Linked DNA regions of Mus musculus: region 2 is linked to region 1. A link is a loop called in an ENCODE intact Hi-C map of the cell type or tissue named here. Cell type or tissue: left cerebral cortex. All regions are shown on one strand.

Evidence for each region. A loop is a pair of places that touch in the nucleus more often than their neighbours do. Peaks named below come from ENCODE experiments on the same cell type or tissue, not always from the same donor. Only the 100,000 strongest peaks of a DNase experiment are listed, where the experiment ranks them.
Region 2: a loop joins it to region 1, with 6 times the contacts of the local background. A loop is called at or near these places in 9 of 42 quality-filtered maps.

What each region holds. Positions count from the first base shown.
Region 1 is chr6:9,230,531-9,238,530 of GRCm38, forward strand. All of the region lies in intron 1 of Nxph1 (neurexophilin 1), which reads left to right. Among named protein-coding and RNA genes, the nearest start is that of Nxph1, 280 kb to the left of the region's middle. In left cerebral cortex, a CTCF peak has its summit at 4,492 (motif pointing left); a DNase peak (open chromatin) is centred at 4,473.
Region 2 is chr6:8,948,540-8,956,539 of GRCm38, forward strand. It overlaps Nxph1 (neurexophilin 1), which reads left to right and starts at 1,480. Exons shown (of 2, transcript NM_008751.5): 1 at 1,480-1,768. The coding sequence starts at 1,715. In left cerebral cortex, CTCF peaks have their summits at 95 and 3,046 (motif pointing right); DNase peaks (open chromatin) are centred at 202, 277, 460, 665 and 6 more places; H3K4me3 peaks cover 4,174 bases; H3K27ac peaks cover 548 bases.

The DNA of each region.
Region 1 (8,000 bases):
AGACATTATATAGGCTTGCATTATAGTTGCACAATGAAGAAAACATCTTATCATCAGAATGTCTCTCTGTCATTAAATGATGCATGAATCTAGTGTCAGCATCAGACTGATAAATCAGTTCAGTGAATCCAGCTAGTAAGAATGTTAAGCATTAGCCTCATTTAACTAAACCAAGAAGAGAAGAAAACCACAAAAAATGACGTTTTAATGAGTTTATTATCAATATAAAGCAATTGTGTATAATGTAGATTAATTGCCTGTAAAATTATATTAAGTATTCTAAATGACTTGCAAGGCCATGATGTAGCACAGTACAAATAATTCTTTCTACAGTTTCTGATAACATTGTTTTCTAACCTCTCAGATTAAGAGATATTTTCCCCCCTGATAACATTGTTGACAGTCTAAAGTTCTAGAAACTTGTTTTATTTAAAGTGACTGTCAATGCACAGCAGTGCAACCCTAACTGAGAAACATTTTAGAAATTACTTAACAATTGTAAAGAAAAAGAACAGACAAAAGGCAGCCAAAGGAACATAGCACCCAGAGACAGAAAATGCATGACCCTTAAAATCCTCAATCATGATTATCACCATAGGATGGTCACTAGCCTGACAGATGTCATTTTTGCACTTGATTCATAGTAAAACACAGCAATATGCTAATGTTAAATGTCTTGATTTTGTTAACTACAATGTGGTTACATAGAAACATGCATCATTTCCTTAAGAATCCCTTCAAGACTTATATAAGGATTAATGAACATGATGGGTGTGGTTTACCTCTTGAAATGGCTCAGAAATAAACACATACATGAATATCTGAATCCATGCAAGAGAATCGAAGACCAACAATGTATTATGTAAGTAAGTACATTTAATTGGTTAATTCACATAAAGGGTATGTGAAATTACTTGTAGCTGAGAAATTATGTCAAAATAAAACATTACAAGCATTTAGACACAAAGACTATTTAACATGGAAAATTAAGTGGAGACAAATTACTCTTTCAATCTCTTTAAAGAACTAAAGTTACATAGAGAAAGAGGGCTTCATTTTTAAAAGCATGTCCTGTCTAGCCAAGTAAAACAAGTTTCCAACATGAGGAAAACACGGTCATCTCATTCCATCATATATTTATATGAGATCATGATATATGTAATTTTTCTAAAAACAATGTAGTGATACATTTGGGGCTGTTACTCAACATTACATATATTTTGCCAGCCCTACTGCTGACTCACACATAATCTTCATAATATATCTCAGCTCATAAATCTCTGGATTTCCAGGCTTGTGGCAGAAAGGAATATGTAAAGTATTCTTTCATTATTGATATTTTTATCCAGGAGAACTATATGAGTACCCTGTGCTATTTTTCTAGTCTCAGGTTCTTGCCTCATTATTGGTATCATATATGAGGTCTATATGATGGGGTAGGCCTTAAATTCCATCAAAATGTGATTAATTGCGCCTATAATATTTGTGCCACGATTGCATAGCGGATGTGTTTAGAATCATGTTGATAATGCAGTTTACAGGTCTGATGTCTGTGTTAGACTGACTGATGTTTACTTTTCTTCACTAGTAGGAACTTATAGTCCATATTCAATGACCTAAGTACATAATGTCTTTATCAATAGTGTCTTGTTATTTGGAGAATAACTAATAGCATTGACTATTAATAGCCAGTGATGCTTGGGGAAGTCTGTTAGACCTCTGTGGTTAAAAAGATGGATCAGTTAGTGAAAACATTTGTTGTTCATCTTGAAGACTGTGGTTTGATTTCTGGAACCCATGTGTTGGCTCAAAACCATGTAACTATACACCATATTTGTCTGATGCCATTGCCTTGTCTCCTTAGCAAGACATGAATACAATACACAGACACATAGACACACACACATACACACACAAAGGCAAAATACTCATACATGTAATTTAAAACAAAGTCTTTCACCCACACGTGTGGAGTGGCTTGAGTTACAGAAAAAAAACATAAAAACAATTTCATGGAAGTGATTTTTGAAAAATTAAAAAAAATGATAGTAGATTTTTAGACTTTATATTTTGCTTGGGAGGAAGAGGAAATACAATATGCCTTTTATTTTGACTTTCTCTTTTTTTTTTTTCAAAACTAAATGTTCTGAAAATGGACATAGTATTTGCACAAGAGATACTGAATAGCCTTCCTATCACATTGTGAAGAATAATTGCTCTGTCTTATCTTTTATTTAATTAAAGACCAGTGACAATGGGCCTTGTTTGATTTTTTTCCCTCTCATAGTGGGTAAGGGTCACAGTTTAGAGTTTAGACCTAGGCCTGAGAATGCCCAAACCACAATCAAGCCTAGACAACCTTGTGATGTTGCAGAGCCTTAAGCTATCACCCTATTGAATCAGAGTTGACAAATGTTACTGAGTTTCAAACATTCTCTTCTTCCACAAAATCAAGAGGCTCCTTGAACAGGAGTCAGTTTCTTATCTTAATGTGACGTGCTGATTTAAATCCTGAAGGAGACTCCAAGCTCTGACTTTCAATAAGGGAACCTCTGCATCACGAATAATGGGTTGGAGGCTAAGAAAACTTTACCACAAATTGATCTGTCCTAAATCATTGTGGTTTCTCATACAAGCTCAAAACTATAATGATTAGCTTTTCAAGTTATAAAATACTTTCCAAAGTGTCTTTAAGCTTCAAATATATTGTTATTCTAACAGTCATGGATTTTTCACTATGTGGCCACAAAGCAAAAACACCACATCCAACCTTCTTTTATTTATAATTTGTTGTCCTTATAGAATAAAGCCAAAAAAGGCTTCAAGATTCACATTTTAATATAATTTTAATCCATGCTGTTAATGGGTACTTTATAGCATCATTTAAAACATTTGGAAACATATTCATAATTTGATTTTTTCCTTCAAATTTCAAAGTCTGATTACATTTCCCAAGCAAATGAGCATTTGTTCAAGGAAATAACGTAACATATGCCTGACTGCCTGCTTCAAGGAAATTACTATTTCCTAGTAGAAATGTCCATTTGAGAAGCAAAATATCTCCAGGAAGTTTGACAGACTCATGTTGAAGGAATCTGTTCTGTTTGACTCTTACTTGCATTTCTTTTATTACTGTTTTTGGATCAAATTTCTAGAAATTCAAAGATGAAAACCCAGAGCATGATGCCAGTTTTTTATTTTTATTTTTATCTTGTTGTTGGTGGTGTTGTGTTTGTTGGCCAACAGATTGTTTCACTATGTTTTTTTCTCACACATTCTTTTACAGTGCTGTTTTGTGTTGGTTTAGGCATGTTCACTTCTTTTCACTCATCTCTTGAAATAAAATAAAATAAAATATGCATTTGTATTCAGGAATGTGTGTGTATGAGAGCAAGAACTAATGAAAAAATATGGTATGAAATTGAGAGAAAGGAGATGTATATAAGAGGGTTAATGAGCAATAAAGTGGAGAAATAAAATTGTAATTATATCTCAAAAACTAAAAATATAAAAATTTACTTATTTGTAAATTTTAATGTAACAATTCTGACTGGTTAATGTGGATAACCTTTCCCTTTCATCACTTTACATGTTTAGAGACTTGGATAAACCCCACATGAAAGATTGCATCATAAATTTTTTTATCTGGTACAGAAAGTGAACTTACTATTTACATATGGGAAAATATCATTTGCAAAGTGGTCTGGATGTATGTGAATAGGCATTCTGTTCAAACATATATTTATTCATCCAGTGAATATCTGTAGATTAGCTGTTTGGTATGTGGATTGAATAATGGACAATAGAAAACTAATAGAAACACATGGGATGACTCTCAAAGGAAGATGACAGTCTATGGGAAATATGTGTGTCTGTCTTTCTGTCTGTCTGTCTCTCTATACTTTGTGTGTATTTCCTCCTTCACATATGTAGTATATTTACAAAGGGATGCTATAAAATGTTATGGGAGGACTGATGGATTCATTTAGAGGCCTAAGTTGGTCTAGAGAATATAAAATTATCGTAGAAAAACGAATGGGTAGAAGGATTCGAAAAGAAACCTATGCAATGTCCTGTGACTCGAGGAAGTAGAACATATGAAAATGGCTGATATAACCAGAACCATAAAATTAAGATGATGGTAGATGCTGATATATGTTCCAATTACCTAGAGGGCTTTACAGTATATAAACAAACTTTAATATTTTGTCTTTAAATAATGCTTTCGAAGCTATACAAACTCATAAGAGCTTTTTCAGGTGACTAAAGCTTCTAATGGTTCTTTGAGCAACAAACTTCCTTACTGTTTTCTCCAGTTCATAGAAGATGTAGCTTTCTGAGATGGTATCATCTAGTAGTGGGAATAAAGTTGCCTGTTCATCTTTGTTCTATGAACTTTCTGACCATTGGTGACTCAATTGTCTGATTTCCAGCACCATGAACAGAGACAGCTATCATGTGTCCCAGCTGCTCCCTCTAGTGGACCCTAATCCAGCTCCTTAAAGAGAGGTAACTTAATGACATGTCAGAATGAGAAAGTTATATGGGGGTCATACAGAGGAGGAATGTCTCTTGAAATCTTGTCTTTCTTATTTATCCTATTTTAGGGTGCATTAAAGATAGAGCTAGAGATTTGTTGAGCTCTTACCACAAATTAATATTTATCTGATCTCTTTGTTTCAGCCTCTCCTAGAGTTCTCACTGTCTTCGGGTTCTTCTGTTCAAGCCATTCTGTTGATGATCTATTTCTCCCTTTAATGTATTATTGAGATATACTTTGTCTTAGTGCAATTGCTTTATTCGAGTTCCTTTTAAATAAAGTGCTACTTTCTGTTCTTTTTGTTTTACTACAAGCATATCAGCTTTCTGATTAGCTTTCTTTACAAGGTTCTAAATCTAGATGTTATTTTTTTCTTTGTTTAGGATATCTCTTCATAAATATCATCCAATTTACCACCTGGTTCTTAATTATGATACTTCATATGCCATGCTATCAGAAACATGGAAGCAGAAAACAAAGTTGTACAAGTCGAGACTAGCTCAGACTATTGGAAAAGAATGAGATCAGATTCATTCATATGTATACATGTTTCTGAGGCTACTTTTCAGATGTTCAGGCTGTGTTTATAGGTACTATGAATATTGCTCAGATTTTTTTTATAGAAGTGTAGCTCAGAGTTTTCCAGAGAAACAGGTTATATATGTTCATTCATGTGTGCATATTCATGTGTGTGGCACATGTATAGTCATAGATGTGTTAATATTTCCATATACATGCCTTCCCAGAGCTATGTTTAATAGTTAATTGGAAAAATCTAATGAGGCACAATCCAAAGATATTCATTTAGGTAATACCAAGAGTTTTGACACAATCCAAACCATGGATTTCCAACTCTTGTTAAAAGGAGTAAGTAAGGTGTGCCATCTTTCTGCTATGCTTTCTTTTTCTTGGAAAATGCAACCAGAGTACGTTAGCTCTCTTCTGCTTTGGGGAAACCCCTGGCCCCTGAAATATTTACAGAATTTGGAGGGTCTGCACTCCCAGGACATTTGCCCCATTTTGTTTTTCTGGATTAGCTGATTTATTCACCATGCACCAAGAATGCTCTCTCAGCAGTGTATGTGCATTATAGTGTGGTATGAAAGAGACCATAAATAACTTCTTTTGAGATAATCCAAGATTTAAACACCACAGATCTGGCAATTCTTTTATTCAATTTGCTAAAAGAACTTCTTCCTTTGTCTAAGGAAAGGTTTTTCAAATCAATCTCTCAATATCACAGGGTATTTCATAGGAATATTATATACATTATCAATATCACCATTTGGTAATGGATTCCAACCCCTATTTGATAAATTGTGTGATTATTTCAACTTAATATGTTCTTATGTACCATGTAGAAAAGGTCAAATGTGTTCATTTCATTACACATGCATGGCATGTGTTCATTTCATTACAACTCATTTTCTGGTAAGCTGTACAACATATTAGCCATAAAAGAGCAACATTTAACTAACATAAATATGTTTTATGAAAATATGTCCTCATATACATCTGGGTATATGTGTATACACATTGCTGAAAAGGGTTGAAACACAACTTGGTCTGTTTTATGTTGCTATAGCAAAATACCTGAGACTGAATGCTTTATAAGGGAAAGAGGTTTAATTTGGCTTATGATTAAGGAGCTTAAGAAGTCCAAGCTTGGGTCACTTTGTGAGGGCTTCATTCTGGGTCAATCATGGACAGAATTACACAGCAGCAACACATGCATGAGGAAACAGTGGGCAGCTGACCCAAAGAGGCTCATTTCATAGCAGTCTGTTTTCTGGTAATTAAGCCAGTCTGTGAGAACTCACTCACTCCCCTAAGAAGTATATTACTTGTTTCTGAGTTTGGAATCTCCATGACATAATTACCTCTTGCTAGGTCTACCTCTTTAAGATTCAACCATCTCTGGATATGTTGGAGAAAAGGTTTCCAGCCCATGAATATTTGAATGTCATAACATGCAAATGCTACTAGAGTGTAAAATAATACTTCCTGCTGTGGTCCATGGTAGACATACCTATGCATTATTTTACTTTAGACATCCACAGATTTATCCATTTGCTTCTACACAGCAGGTCTTGCCATGTAGTCATTAATTCTGATCACTGATTCAGATAGATAGAATTTATACGTATATAGAGTACATTTCTCCTCTACCAGGGAAAACCTAGATTTACTGGCACATTTTCTAACCATTTTATGTATAATGAAAAATGATGAGTAGTGACTTTGCATTAATGAATAAATAGACCTTCATTATACTATTTGGAACAATTTGTTCATTATTATAACTATGTACCTAGGGTTCCTCACATGAGATGCTCTGTACATATTTCACAAAGACGTCATAGAAGAAGTTAGGCATATCTTTCTGAGTTGTTTTGTCACTGTGAATTTTCACACATATATTAACAAGAACAGAACTTTGGCAGTGTAAACCTGAATAATCTGTCATTATATTTAGAGAGAATAGCTAAATAGGGTTATGTAGATTAATAATTATTAATTTCTCATCAATATTAATGAGAGTATGTAGAAACTTCTGTGTATGTGTATACAAGAAGTGTGGTGGAAATGATAACATTTTCAAAGGATGAAAAGGCCGCTTATCAGAAACATTACACTGCTGTCTAGAAATCATGCCCTGCCCAAGTGTTAATCCACTCAGAACATTTTAAAGATGATTCTTATGAGTTTTGCACAAAACAGAATTAAAGAAAAATCTCAATTTTCTCACACGTGAGTTAGCATCAACTCTTATTGCAGAAACACCCGGGGCACCTGGTGTACTGTATTAGGAGTGAGTGACCTTCCACAGGGTGAATGGGATGGGGTTACATGGCCACTGGGAAATCTTTGAACTGATGAGAATGAATGGCTTGAAGACAACATAGAATATACTAGGGGACAAGTTAGTCTTTTGTCTTGCTTACACTGTAACATTATCAGAAAGGTCTTTCTTAACTGTATTGCTCTTTTTCTGAGAATTGTTTAAACTATGAAATATCCATTTCAGTTTGTTTAAGTCATCTAAGCAGACTTATTGTCTTTTTTTCAAAAGATGGGATGAGTGTAGCAGTGTGCAGTCTGAAATCTTGTTCTCATTTTTCCATGGTCTTATAACCTAACTGTAGAGTTTCTCTCACATGTGTTCAGGTTGTCTTGGTTTATTCCTTTGGTAGTAGATTCTGTATATGTATTTATTAAAGAGGAATTATTGTTTTAGTTTTTATTCAGAATTATCCAGTTGTTAAAAGTTTGTGTAATAAGACAAATATAAATCCAAATATATAGGCTTGTGCTTGATCCTATATATTTGCCATAAAACCTTTTATTCTTTACAAAAACTCAATGGATGGGTTCTATAACTGTTCTCTTCATTTAATAACTGGAAAAAGTACTCGTAAATGATATTAATAATGAAATGTAAGAACTCACATTAAAGCTA
Region 2 (8,000 bases), 280 kb before region 1:
TTGTTGGTGTCCCGGCTGTAGGCTCGACCAGCCGCGACCGGGAAGAGAAAACCGCTCAGTCGCGGCGGGGAGTTGAAACCGCGCTCTGCGGAGCGTCCCCCCGTGGCCGGGCAGGACCTCGGACAGCGCCCGCGACACCAATCCTTAGTCGCCTTGGGGCTTTCCAGCCTTGCTGGTAAAGCTGGGGCTGCTTCCTGTGCTTGCAGCTTCCAAAATTTCGTCACCACACCCCTTCTGAAACTGGGACTCATCGCGCCTGTTGTGTGGCTTTCTTTTTCTTCCGAAAGGTTCGGGTCTTATCGCTCAAGTTCAAGTCCGGAGGACTTGCCCAGTCTCCTCCCCTTAAGTCATTCTCTATCCTCTGGCAACCGCGGAAATCCGGGAGTCCTAGGCTGCTGGTGTCAGTGCCAACACAGGCAGTCCGGGTCGGTCGGGTGCAGCAACCGGGCGCATTCGTCTCTCTCCCTCCCTTTCTTCCTTCCTCCGTCGTCTTCTCTACCTGCCCCTCCTTCTCTTGCCTCTTAAGTTTCCTGCACCGGGAATTCAACTGTGCCAAGCCTAGGCTCCCGCGGACCAATCCGGATCGCGACCCGGGCACTGGGACAACGACTCCGCCAAGGCTGGACGAGGCAGCTGGACCTGTCCTCGCCCGAGCATGGAGACGGAGCTCCGGGGAGGGCACGTCCCGGGCGCTGGAGACTCCAGGCCGTAGTAGCTCCTCCATGGAGCCTGTTCAGAGCGGTTCTTGCTCGCTGCATTTGCCTCCAGTCCTGTGCGGTATGTACCGGTCGCCTCCACCGTTCTTGGCAGGGACACGTTGGGGCAGGGTGGTGGTCATCACCAGGAAGGGACAGCGGGGTGAAACTCTTCTTGGGCATAAGGCATGTCTAATAGGTGACCCTCAGAGTCCCAGACAGGTTTCTACTGTAGAAGTTAGCAACTGGCTGTGCCCCTTCGTTCAAAAAAGTAGTGCTAGGGATGTGATTGTGGGTGTCTATCTGTATTTCAGGAGGTTCAAATGGGTAAACTGAGCCCCGCTTTCCTATATGCAAATTGCACCCCCCTCCCCACCCCCATTTCACGGGTACCTAATCCGGGTCAGTTCTACCTACCCTTGCCCTGCCCGCACCCCCCTCTCTCAGTCTCTTGCTCGCTTGCTTTTGCTATCTCTCTCTGCTGCTGTGTACGTGTGTGAACCCTGCCAGGGCTGGCGAAGAACCAGCCGCCGCCTTTAGTCCCAGCCTCCCGCCTTCAAACACTAGGGCAGGTCTGGCTGCCAGAGACAGTTGGCCTCCTAACCAGCCTGTGAGCTGCTCTCTCTGTGCCTAACCCCTTCTGGCCTCCGCCGTTCGGGCGCTGGCTTCCGAGACGCGCCGGGCTCTGGGAACCCCCTGCCACCGCTCAAGCCCGCCCGCTCGCTCGCCCGCCCGCCTGCGGACCGCACTCGCTTGTTCCTGGAGCTGGATTGGCTCGCTTTTCCAATCTTTGCGTCCCCCTTCCAAGCTTTTTGACTCCATCACTCCACACCAAGAGCCCCTTTCCCCTCGCTTGATCGTCAGCCTTGTCCGCGTGGTCATGGGATGTCTAATTTCATTTGTATCTAGGCTGCTGAGAGCGCTCCCTGCTCTGTAAAGTGGATGTCAGGTGGATCTATGTTTTTGAAGGAACAAAGACTCAGCCAAGGCACCGCCAAGGAAGTTTGAGAGGAGGGAGGATGCAGGCTGCGTGCTGGTACGTTCTTCTCCTCCTGCAGCCCACCGTCTACTTGGTAAGTGGCGATCGGTCCGGTCCGGCATCTTTGAGATACCTCCCTAGCCTGGAGGCCAAGCAACTGGGGTGAGAGGGGGGGGGGTGCGGGAGGGCGAGGCCGCCAGTTCAGTGAGAGCTGAGTGTTCCCAGAGAGTGGAAGAACTTTGGGAAGCTTTGGTTTGGATTCCTGCGAGAGTTTTTCAGGCTCTCATCCTCATTTTTTGCTCTATTTTCCGTCTCCCGGATCATGATTCTTAACAGGACCTTACAGGTCCAGAAACCAGGAGGTAGTAGGCGAGGATGCCTTGGGAGGAAGGGGAGAAGAAAGGTATTGGGAATCATGAAACTCTTAGCAGCACTTCTTCCCCCACCTAGTTTAAATGAAAGGGGGTGGAGGTGGGCTTGAAGAGCCGAACAGGAATCTACTCACTGCCCCACTGCCCCAGCGCCCCCAATTTGGGTTTGTGGCACATCAAGAAAGTGCAGGTAACTCCCTGAGACTTACAGGGGTGCAGCTGGTGTAAGTTTATCCGCCAGACACATAGCAAACGACCAGGCAGTTAGGTCAGAGATACACCTGCAAACATAACCCTCTCTCGCCTTCCAAGGTCCAGTTGCCATTAAATAACAGAAGCATAGTTTCAGTGAGGGGTTTCTTTTTAGGGAATGGCAAGCCTTGTCACTAGGGAGAGAATCTTGTCCTGTCCAGGTTCCTCCAGAATCAGTTTTCGGAGGTTTGGACTTGACACAATCTTAGAACCGACGCGGGGAGAATCGCTCTGTGTGGCTAGGGAGTTGTGGGCATCACCGCGAGCCTAGGAGAGTGTGATATTTTCTCCGCGTTTGATTTCTCAGAGGGCCAGGGACACTCGCGTTCTGCCGGCGAGGTTGAGCCTAGTGTTCTGAACTCCACAGCAGATTCCGGGCCACGGGAGTGCACCGAAAACTCAAGGTGTTCTGTGGAGGGGCGAGGAGCGCAGGCGCTGCGGTAGCAGCTGGAGTTTTCTAAACCGGCTGGATAAATGGGACTAAGAGTGGTGTTAGTGTCTTTCATTCCCAAGAGCTTCAGAATCCACCAGCCCGGATACTGTGCTATCCCTGCAAGTGGCCGTGTTTTTCGGTCTTAGCTCTGGCGCCTGCGATCGCGGGGCTGAGAGTTCTGTGAATCCGGTACATATGCGCGCGCGTGTGAGTACGTGTATTTACCCGGTTCCGGCTTCCGGCTGCATCTCAAGAACCCTCAGCGTTGCCAGTCTTTGCACCTTTATCGCCTGACTGTAGCAGAAGCAGACGCCAGAGGGCGCTGTGCATCAATGTCCTCGCCCACAGGACACCTTGGGGGTAAACAGGTGAAAGCCAGGGCAGCCAATCCAAAAGACAGCTTTTCAGACTGTCGCCGGTCCGTGCTTTCCCCGCTAGAATGCAGACGAATGCAAAAGGTGTCCTTCCTATTGCCCACCTTCGGTCATTATCGCTCTCACCTGTGTCCCGTAAGCCCACTGACATTGAAGACCCGGAGTTGGAGGGCAGAAAGTTCCATCAAAGAAAACAAAGCCTTTTTAATTTATTTTTTATTTTTAAAATTGGGTAAGGTGGGAGGGAGTGAAAAGTGAAAAAAGTGAAAGTCTTAGGGGAGGAACACCTTTGATTCCCTTGATCGGTACAACAACCGTGCCCCTCCTCTCCCGCACACCTTATGATTAGAACCTCTGGACTGTCTTATGTCCTTGGGCTGTGCTCACACACCCAAGGCCAGGGCTCTCAGCTATGGTCCAGTTTATTGCTTGAAGCGAGTATTTCGATAGTCTGGAAAATAATCTATCAAAAGCAGAAGTGAAATCAATACGTTGTGTTAAATTTTAAATGTGTTTGTTGGCAGTTAAACCGTTTTCCACTCATTACAACAACAGTGCTGGATTTATTCTAATGCGCCGGCATTCTCAACAACAAGCGCATTAATTCTCCTTTAATTGTAAACTGGGAGCATTTGAAAACCATTCAGTGTGCAAATTATGCTGATTCAATTACCGTTTAGTTACAGACTTCATTACCTGAATGCCTTTTGGCAATACAGAGAAAGGAGACAATTTTTCCAATTTCACTCAAAACAATACGAAATGTGAACAATAAAAAAGAGAAGGCGATTTAGAAGTCCATTCTTTTCTCTCCAATCTAAAGTTGTTTTGTGTGTCGGGGATTAGAAACCACACACACCACAAAAACAAAAGACTGGTGGCTGTGGCCCAAGACGATCTTTCAGGGATTGCAACCCCATAGCTATTTGCCAGGAAAATTCCAGGCTGTTTTCCTGGAGGAGGAAGCTGACTTTTACCATAAAAATGGGCTCCAAAGGATGAATTGGGTACTTAATGTTAGGGTGGATTTAGGTAAATGAAGAAGTAGGGAGTCTTGATTAAAACTCTGAAGCAATGATCAGAAGAACCCCCCCCCCACACACACACACAGAGAGAGAGAGAGAGAGAGAGAGAGAGAGAGAGAGAGAGAGAGAGAGCTTCTTTTTGTGAGTTCCATCAAGCACCAGCTGCATACAGCACAAGAACCAAGCATTCATTTGTGACTGAATCCCGGGACATTTCAGCCTTTTGCTACAGACAGATGCATACAGGTTAGCTACTGCAGTTTCAAGTTAAACCCCAAGAAGGCAAGGTAACAGAAAACCAAAGACCAAACCAAACAAAAACCCCAAAGTAAACCAAACCCCAAACCATTACTTTATTATTGTTTTCCTTGAGCTATCATGAGCCCGGGAGGAGTTGATAAGTATGTCTTGGCTTTTGTGAATTACCCCATCAGTTAACTGACTCAACACACTGTGGCTTGCTTCCTAGCTAATGTTTCCAGTACACCCTTCCTTTATGGGTAGGGGATCCCAGCTACATTTCCCAAGGAGTAATTCCCACATGTTGAGCAAATCTTGTTTAGATATATCCTATACAGAAGTAGTTTGTGTTCCTGCTTATAGAACATGAATTTAAGTGTTTCTGAATTCTGAGAGTCATTCTTATGAGAAACAAGCCTCTGCTTGGCACCAGTGCTCCAGACCCCACAGCCAGCATGCGGGTAAATGGTCACAGTGTGTTTCTTGACCCAAAGGTTTCCGAATGTCTGTCTTAAGTTGAGGGTTTTAATTTACTGTGTGTTTATTTTGTGTTTATTGAGAGGTGGGTCTATCTTGTTTCATGCCACAAACAGGCTCTCTCTCTCTTTCCTATTGCAAGGGGAATCTGAAAACAAGCATGTCTGCAGGTGTCTGCAGGTGTAGCAACTGAAAACCACTATCTTGAATTCTCAAGTTTCACCACTGGGCAATCTCTAAACATAAACAAACAAACAACAAATGAGGCAGGAAACCATGCTTATAAATAAATGTAAGGAAAACTGTTGTTTAATAAATGTTGTATATTTCAGATTTAACCATCTGAATAGCAGGAGGAAATCTTTGGTATGACTTGTTATCTTTATTAAGGTCCCGCAGTCTTTAGTCTCTTTTCTTTATTCTCTGGACTGATTCCAGGATATTTTAAATATGAGATAATGAGATAAAGAGACTATAGCAGTTAAGTCAAATTAAAGTGCACACTAGGTAAAGTGGACAAATATGGTTTCTTGTTTTTTTTTCTTTTTTTTTTTTTTAAGAAAATGGGGCATAAGGGTTAGAAACTGGATTTATAAGCTGAAGAGCACACCAGGGAAAAGGGAGTGAGGTTCTCCCAGGAGAGAATGTGACATCTCAAAGAGTGAAGTGGATTTGATGGCACTCCTGCACACACAAAGAAAAGTTATTCAGAAATGGAGTCCAGAGACTCTGACAAAGGATAGAAATAGTTAGCGCAATCAGTTGTACACTCATAGCACTATCCTAATAGAGAGAGAGGTACCTTCAGTTTTGTTAGGAGTTACAATAGCTAATAACTTGGTTGTTTTCTTAGTCAAAATAGGCAATAATTGAAAATCTTTTCCAAACCTTTGGACACAGTGTTTTAGCTCATACCTATACTGCCCAATTGTTAGCAGGTAAAACAGCAGGTGAATTTAACTCACCATGGAGATGGCAGCTAGGGAATAGGAAGGCCAAAGGAAAAACAGGAGAGCAGGCGCTCAAACTAGGTCTATGTACTTCCTGTCCTTTAGAGACTGAGCTAGCTGCTCACTGAACGCTTTAATCAACTTGAAATTTTTTCTTATAGTAGATAAAGATCGCTACCCAGTCACAACTAACAGTGTTTTCTGTTAAAGCTTGGTCTTGGAGGCAGCATAAAAATTTCCTCCTTAGGCCGAATTTCCTCCCCTTTATGCCTCAGAGCACAGGTTCAGGTACAGGATTAAGCTCAGATAGTTTGAGAACCCTGTGCCTTAGCAGCTCATCATGGGGTATTGTCAGTCCCAGTGTGCATTCTGGGCCTCTCCAGGACAGGGAGAGGGCCTTTTCTCCTTCCAGGTTCTTTCCCAAAAGGCTCAACCCAACCTTAGCCAGGAAAGCAGCTCTTGGAAGTGTGAGAAGCACTGGGCAGTTCACCCTTTTGTCCCATTTACAGGAGTATTATTATGGCCTTGGACCTTCTAGTGTGAGCTCCCACAACACTGCCTTCCGCATTGGGAGCAGGAGGGAGAAAAACACCAGAAATTCACCAACTCTGTTCCTGGTATTTTCCCAGAAACCTATTAAATTTGTGGCTTCTTTTGTGTGAGGCTGATTTCTATTTGGCTTTAAATTGTTGATGGCTATTTTCCCTTTAATGAAAGTGTTGTCTGGGTGAAAAATATATCCGGTGGAAGGGAAATTGGTTGATTTTTTTTGAGACAGGTGCCCAATGTCCTACTTTTCTATCCCAGGGAAGATTTTCTGCAGACTACAGAAATTGACAGCATTGTCCTGGTAATAACCGACGTCGACAATATTTTCAAAAGGGCATTTGAGTGATGAAAGCATATGGATATTGCTTTTTCAAATAAGCAATTCTCTGTCCTGGGTTTCTTTGATTTTATAAGGGGTAGGGAATGGAGTTGGGAGCATCAAAGGAGAAAGGTCCACATCCTGGCAAAGAGATGCCTGCTTCCTGTTCTCTCTGTCCTGGAGTACTGAAGCGATTGCCGCCTTTAGGCTGGAGTTCCGGAGATCCTAAGAGACAGCCAGTGAAGTTCCCCAGTGTTGGTGTTAAGAGTCAAAGGGGAATGAGAGGAAGGAGCAGTATTATGCATGCCTTCCTTTCCTCTGCCCTTAGAGCAGGCCAGTGCAAGCTCGGCAAGTTTGCCGGTTTTCATTTTCAAACATCAGACTGGAAAGTGCGCCTTCCTTCCTTCCTTCCTTCCTTCCTTCCTTCCTTCCTTCCTTCCTTCCTTCCTTCCTTCCTTCCTTCCTTCCTTCCTTCCTTCCTTCCTTCCTCCTCCTCCTCCTCCTCCTCCTTCTCTCTCTCTCTCTCTCTCTCTCTCTCTCTCTCTCACACACACACACACACACACACACAGAGAGAGAGAGAGAGAGAGAGAGAGAGAAAATGTCTAGCTTTGAATCGGTTCAAGAAAGTCCCCCCACCCACTCCCCGGGACAATTCTGTCCTCTTGTCACCATTTTAATTAAAGGAAGGCAAGCAAGGCTGCTACCCGGCGCCGTCGGGTCAGCGGCTTCTACGAGCCGCAGAGTCGCAAGGTGGGTCCCGCTGTAGCCTCCCGCTGCCTTCTCCGGGTCACCGTTCTTCCGGGCCCGCCTCAAGTTTGCTGGGAGTTGCGGTCTTGATTTATCTGCTAGTTAAGTTCGAGATCAGCTCTTTTTCACTGTGTCAGCACTAACCCCTCCCGGAGCTTGGTAAACACACCGCGCTCATTTTTCTGCTGCAGATTGGCATGTTGACGACTCTGCTTGAAGGAATGTGACAATAAAGTGGGGAACCAAAGCTTGGCAAGCACTTAATCAAGGATAAAAAGGTTCCGCTGTAAGGATGTCACTCAATTTATTGTGAAAGTCGAATGAATTACGTTTAATGAAAGTGCTCCCCAGATGAATATTACCAGCAATTTCCTGAGTTGGCTCTGTCAGTTTGAGATGAGGAAATGCCAACCCAGATCAGAAAAGAGCGCCTGTCTCAATTACTATGCAAGCTTTCCAAGAGCGGCTTTTTATTGAGATGATATGTGTTGGCGGCTTCTTCGTCCCCCTCGCGCGCGCCTAAGAACATGTTTGTTTATTTTCCAACTTTGTCGTCTGCCCTCCCTGTCACCGACTGTTGTTTAAA